Linked DNA regions of Homo sapiens: region 1 is linked to region 2. A link is a contact called in ENCODE Hi-C or POLR2A ChIA-PET data. All regions are on one chromosome and are shown on one strand. The core of a region is the stretch at or near the end of the contact, and the rest is flanking DNA. Distances in the headings are between cores, read along the strand shown. Region 1 holds the start of NAP1L2 (nucleosome assembly protein 1 like 2). Region 2 holds the start of RPS4X (ribosomal protein S4 X-linked).

Region 1 (3,501 bases), core at 264-2,763, 940 kb after region 2:
ATCCCTTCCATTTGAGGTGATTCCATGAGGAGAGAAAAAATTGAAAAATGAATCCTTGGGAAAATCTTCAGTTACAGTTCGGATTGTTCCCCAGATCCGATGTTTCTGTTTCTTCTTGATGGTTTTCAAAGTGACATTCTTTCCTTCATTCCAATCTATCTCACAGCCTGTGGAATACTCAATCGCAGTTCCCCTATAGGGATGGGGATCATAATATGCTAGCTTTGACTTCAGCACATAGGTCTTTGTCAACAACTCATTTTTGAAATATTCATTGGGTTTGAAGTGAAATTCTAGTGTGAAACTGAGGGGCTCGCCAGGATCTGAAAGCTTAACTTTAATATCTGTCAGGAGCTTCAGAATAGGCTCATCATATTTCTTAATCAAAGGAGTGAGTGTATCAACGTTTTTTAAAACAGTTAGCCAAAAATCAGGAATTCCCTTAGGATCCTCCTCTTCTTTATTCTCTTCTCCAGTAGCCTCAATGTCGTCCTCCTCCTCCTCCTCCTCCTCCTCTTCCACAGCATAATCATAATAATAGTCCTCATAACCATCGTCCTCATCCACATATTCATGTACCATACCCTCCTCATTACCATACATCTCTTCATGACACATTTCCTCATCATCACAGTCCTCAGAGTCTGATTTATATTCACATTCCTCTTCTGTAGGTTCATAGATTGCATTGATGATCTGACGTCTTTTTTCCAGTAAGGGTTGGTACATTTCAGCAAACTTTCTTTCAATGTCATGAAATTCCCTCAGGAATTTGGATTCTAAATTGGCCGCTCTAGTTTGAAGCTTTTTAAGGGCTAACACACGGTACTTAACTTTCACAGGTAGACTTTCAACAAAGTCTGTATCTAAAACATAACCGATAAGTCCTTTTGGACGGTCTGCCTCTGAGTCCTCATCAGTATCGCCACCTTTTTTCCCATCTTCCCCGGACCCAGCAGCAGTATCTTCACCGTTTTCCCCTTCTTCCCCAAGCCCAGCGGCAGCTTCTTCACCGCACTTCCCATCGTCTCCAAGCCCAGCAGCGGCATCTTCACCGCGCTCCAGATGTTCCCCGAGCCCTTCCACCATTATCTGATTACCAGCCTCTTCTTGACTGGATTCTGACAGCTCCTTGCGGTTCTCTGACTCGGCCATTTTTCAAAGGACCGTACACGCCTAAGGTGGCTACCACAGAGATCGGGAGACCAAACCTCCACAGGAAAAGACTCACCGAAATATCAGAAGCGGCGGTGGTCGGACCTAGCAGTGGCGTCCGGACTGAGGGAACGACGATCCAGGCTGCTCGGGGATAAAAGATGGTGCTGAGGCTTTGAGAACCGGACTGAAGCAGTGGCGACCTGGGCTGGGTGCAGAGGGCGGCGACGGCTGCGTTGACCGATCCTGCAGGAGAGAGCCGGAGACTGCAGAGAGCTGCAGTGGGCAGACCTCCTCCGCAAGCAGCTACTGCTGCAAGAAAAAAACGGTGCCGCAGTATGATTACGCAGCTATCACTTGCCTAAAATTTCTAGGTGCAAATAGATTGCTGCGTCACCTCCTTCCCTCCCACAACTATGCTCTAATCTCATTTGCTGCAATGTAGTGACTGACAAACCCAGAGCCAGTAAATTATTAGATCTATCAAGTTTTCAACTCTGCTCACCTTCCCAGGCTCTCTAACATGGCTGATTCATCCACCTCCTCCTCGTCCTCTAGCCCATCTCCCGCAGAGTTTTCTGGAATCCCATTGCGTTCATTAGTTCATTCATCCAACTTTTAACAGATATTATACTTTTATGCTTTCCAGAGAGCTCAGAGAAAACGTAACTAAAATGTCGAACAATGAGAGAAGACAAGGCACCCACCCATCCTAAATCAATCTCTTTGATTTTAGATCGGGGACCTGGGGAGGGGAGAGGTGGATGGTGGAAGAGCTGATAAACAAACGCTTCAAAGATTAAAAACACCAGGAATTAGCACTGATGGTCTTTAGGTGGCGTGTCAGTTATTTAAATATTCTATATTATGTTTGTCGGTATTTTTCACAAGCTATATGATTTTAGGTTGAAAAATTCTCGAAACATTTCCTGTGAGGGGAGGAGGAGGAAGTCCGATGGCAGTGGGGGCGAATGAGGGCCTGTGATGAAAAACTAGTATGGTGTATACAACTACGTGACTAGTAAACATACCAGACAATTAACCACAATTAACCAGTTGCCTGGCTTATAAATAACCCCAGTCCCAATACTGACTTTCTGCTTCTCCTTCTTAATGCTGGCTTTAACAGCCGTTAGAAATATACATATATACAAAAGCCAAAATGGAAAGTTATGTTTATTCTTAGAAATCATAACATTTGCTTGATGCTTTTGAGTTAATTGGAAATAATCTAAATCTCAGCATTAAAGAAATGGTTAAACTATTTGATAATGTATTTATAGGATGGAAAGCTTTGCAGTAATTAAAATTTCCTCTCTATAGTAATTATTGGTGAGGTTTATTTTGTTCATATTTCTAACTTGGATCATTTATTAATTGAACAATTTTTTAAAATTTTAAGTGACTATTATTTTCCAGATTTAAAGAATTTGTTACTATCACAGATATTAAAACTGTTTACATATTGTTGTATTTATTTCTAAATTCTGTCAGTTTATAGATAAATTTTTCCTTTAAGTGAAAATACCAGATACAAAAGAACAAATATTGTATGATTCTACTTTAATTAGGTATCTAGAGCAGTCAAATTCACAGAGACAGAAAGTAGAAACATGGTTTTCAGAGGCTTGGGGTAGGGAGGAAAGGAAGTTATTGTTCAATGTGTATGGAGTTTCAGTTCAAGAAAAAGAAAATATTCTGGAGATGTATGGTGATGATGGTTCACAGCAGTGTGATTGTACTTAATGCTCCTGAAATGTAGATTTAAAAATAGGTAAAATGGTAAATATTATGTTATGTATATTTTATCATAATATAAAGTGTAGAGAAAAATATTTTAAAGACCATATTCAATATAGTACTGGAAGTCCTACCCAGAGCAATTTTGCAAGAGAAAAAAATAAAGGACATACATATTGGAAAGGAAGTTGCTAATTTATATCCTTGTTCAAAGAAGACATGATCTTATATTTAGAAAAACCTAAAGACTCCACAAAAAAACTGTTAGAACTAACAAATTAAGTAAGTTTGCATGAAGCAAAATCAACACACATAAATTAGTAGCATTTCTGTACACCAGCAGCAGACAATTTGAAAAAATCAAGAAAACAATCCCATTTACAATAGCTACAAGAAAATAATACATCTAGGAATAAATTTAACCAAAGAAGTGAAAGATCTACGCAATAAAAACTATAAAAACACTAATGAAAGAGATGAAGAGAACCCCAAAATGGAAAGATATCCTATGCTTATGGATTAGAAGAATCAATATTGTTAAAATGTTTATACTACCCAAAGAAATCTACATATTCAATGCAATCTCTATCAAAATACCAATGACAT
Region 2 (3,285 bases), core at 490-2,989:
CAATATGCGTCTCCAGAGTATTTAAAACTTCTTACCCATGAATCCAGCAGGGTAGGTTATATCAGTTCGGACCTTGCCATCGATTTTAATGAACCGCTGCATGCAAATCTTCTTTACTTCATCTCCTGTCAGGGCATACTTAAGTCTGTTCCTCAGGAAAATGATGAGGGGGAGACACTCTCTCAACTTGTGGGGACCGGTGGATGGACGAGGAGCCTGTAACGTTAAAAATGATAATCACTGTTGGGATTCACTAAAGCACTCAAACCTACCTCCTAGTCCACCAGATCCACTAACTGAACACCAAGACCGTCCATATTACACCCAACTTGGACTTTTACACAGGAGGTGTAAAAAGCATCCAAAACTATTTCATACCTTAAAGTTTTATAGCATCTTCCCTGTCAGAGGACCAGGATCATTAAGAACATGAATCCTGAGTCCATGTAAATGTACTATGTGGTATGTGGAATAAATGAGGCACAAAAATATTAAATCGATTGGAAGTGGAGGACAGCTAGATAGTATAGCTCCTTCAAGGGCAGAGGAAGCCAAGAATAGATATTCCTCCCCTAGCCTGGTCCCCAAATGAGTCCTGGGAGACACTTAAAAACAGTGGCCACGGAAATATTTATATAAGATACTTACAAACACACCGGTCAATTTATCCAGCATCCAATGCTTTGGAGCTGCCACCCGCTTCAGATGCTTCTTGGGACCACGAGCCTGAAAGTTTTAGATTGCAATGCTGTTAATCAGGTTTCAGAACAGCTTATAAAACCTAGTGTGAAACTAAACTCTTAGTTTAGTTTCATCTTCAGCAAAATGTGGACAATATTAAAGTATAGTGTTCCGATAAAACAGAAACAAACACAGTTATTTAACAAACACCGTGAGATCCATAAGCTGCAACAAGCCTTCTTATTGTAACAGAGAATATTCTTGGTTACTATGTTTCAGAACGTTTACTGATTACTATCTTTCAGAACCTTGCTAAAGTGTTTCCATGTTACTGTTTGAAACTGTATCTGCTTAGAGGTTAGGGTCTTTCAAGAACACCATACTAGTGAAACGCACAGCAACAGAAATGAGCCAGGAGTCTACCTGTGTTTCTAAAGTTTTCACAATTTATTACCGTCTGTTTTTGACACGTATGGAACAAGATTCTGACATCCGCACAAACACATGTGCTGCTCCTTCGTACACTAAAGCCAAAAGCTGACACCAATTTTACTTTAAAAAGAGTAAGGAAGCCTTTTTAATGCTGTGTCCAGATGCTTACCGGCCACGTATGGTAAAGTCAGGCCGTGCCAAAAAGGCAATGACAAAGAAAACCTTTCTCCGCCGGGCACCCCCAGCGCCCACCAACCTCGGGCTCGCAGTCTGAGCTCCTGGCCCAGCCGCGGCTCCGGCCCGGGAGGAAAAGCAGCTTCTCCCGGGATCAGGACGTATGGCCGGGTCAGAAACCGAGGCCTTCCCAACAGCAGCACCAGATCTGCGCCTCCCCAACCCTAGGCCAGCGTTCGCCCTTCGCCCTGGAGCCCGTCCCGGCCTACCACGGAGGCCGTGATCCCTTCGCCTCTGCCCGGCCATCCCCAGTAGGAATCCCGAAACCTCGGGCAGCCCCGGCCGGGGGAGGATGGAGGCGGATACGTCCTAAGAGCTCGCTAACTAAACGGCTTACCATGGCTGCGTTAGGCAAGGAAAGAGGACCTCCGTCTTCCGGTGCGCGTAGAAATTGGGGCTGGAGACTGCGCGCGCCGGATTTTCAGCTGCTCCGCCCAGCTCAGCCCTTTGCTGGCGCGCCGGGACTCTTTCTTGCCATCTGCTGGTGGGAGGTCAGAAGTCCCGAGTTGAGGAACCGCCGCGGAAAGAGGGTGTCTCCTAAGGGCGATTTCCTCCCTCCCCTTTTTCCGCCCTTCCTCCTCCCATATTTGCTGAGCGCCTCTTGTGTGCCTTATTCTGTGCTAGGTGCTGGGAATACAAAGATGAGCTACACAACATCCCTGGCCTCAAGGAGAGTTCAAAGTGAGCTTACTTCCAGTCTCACGTACAGATGATTCTACGCCTGTAATCCCAGCACTTTGGGAGGCCGAGGCGGGCGGATCATGAGGTCAGGAGATCGAGACCATCCTGGCTAACACAGTGAAACCCCGTCTATACTAAAAAAAAATACAAAAAAATTAGCCGGGCATAGTGGCGGGCGCCTGTAGTCCCAGCTACTCGGGAAGCTGAGGCAGGAGAATGGCGTGAACCCCGGAGGTGGAGCTTGCAGTGAGCCGAGATCGCGCCACTGCACTCCAGCCTGGGCGACAGAGCGAGACTCCGTCTCAAAAACAAAACAAAACAAAACAAAACAAAGAACTTGTATATAATCAATAGAATACATTTTAATAAATATTTAATGTTATTTCTTAAACGTATTTTGTCTGTCCCTTTTTTGTGTTCCCTTGAGCCAGCCAGGCAGCCCATACTGAGTTGGGAAGAGCCAACAACGTTTTTAACCCCCTCTTGCTTCTCTGCTTGAACTCTGACATCCTCCCCCTTGCTTCCTGTACAACGCATTTGGCACTTATAGAGACTCAGGGAGGAGAGAGGATATTAGAAATCGTCTGGTTATATCTAACTAAAATGTAGATCTGATCCTGCTTCGAAACTGCCCTTGGCCCTCTGTTTCCTGCCGTAAGGGAGCAGGTCTGAACTTTATCTGGCTCCATTGCTCTCTCTCCCCAATCCCAAACTTCAAAGCTCAAGCCCCACCAAGCTAGTTTGTTCCGAGGGAGTCAGCTCTTTTTGTTTGTTTGTTTGGGAGACAGGGTCTCACTCTGTCACCCAGGCTGTAGTGCATGGCTCACTGCAGCCTCGACAGACAGCCCGGGCTCAAGCGATCCTCTCACTTCAGCCCCCACGAGTAGCTGGGACAACAGGCGCACGCCACTGCACCCAACTAATTTTTTGTAGTTTTATTTTTTTGTAGAGACGGGGTTTCGCCATGTTACCTAGGCTGGTCTCAAACTCCTGGACTCAAGCGATCCGCCCGCCTCGACCTCCCAAAGTGCTGGGATTACAGGCCTGAGCCACTGCGCCTGGCTAGAGTCAGCTCTTTCAAGACTGCTTGTGGACTCGATTCCTTAGCTTGGAACTGCCACAAACAGCCAAACCCCCTTCCTGGGTACCACCTAATCCCACACCTCAGCCTTGGAAATGCACAGTTCAAGTCCCTCTGGTTCTGTGGGCTCGTGGTCCCCTCAGTCAGGGTAAATCCCTCATTCTTGCCCCAGAGGC

Evidence for each region. A loop is a pair of places that touch in the nucleus more often than their neighbours do. ChIA-PET counts read pairs that join two places held with the same protein, here RNA polymerase II (POLR2A). Pooled maps may share reads with other maps.
Region 1: a loop to region 2 is called in a map of CD4-positive, alpha-beta T cell, with 5 times the contacts of the local background. The contact joins the promoter of NAP1L2 here to the promoter of RPS4X in region 2. A Hi-C loop is called at or near these places in 1 of 168 maps with a recorded cell type or tissue (CD4-positive, alpha-beta T cell) and 9 of 50 pooled maps. POLR2A ChIA-PET finds 5 or more read pairs at or near these places in 1 of 52 experiments (naive thymus-derived CD8-positive, alpha-beta T cell).

Annotation. Positions count from the first base shown.
Region 1 is chrX:73,213,338-73,216,838 of GRCh38, forward strand. NAP1L2 (nucleosome assembly protein 1 like 2) reads right to left here and starts at 1,514. Exons shown (of 1, transcript NM_021963.4): 1 at 1-1,514. The coding sequence starts at 1,155.
Region 2 is chrX:72,275,509-72,278,793 of GRCh38, forward strand. RPS4X (ribosomal protein S4 X-linked) reads right to left here and starts at 1,740. Exons shown (of 7, transcript NM_001007.5): 1 at 1,685-1,740; 2 at 649-726; 3 at 36-216. The coding sequence starts at 1,687. RefSeq lists enhancers at 1,240-1,319, 1,490-1,559.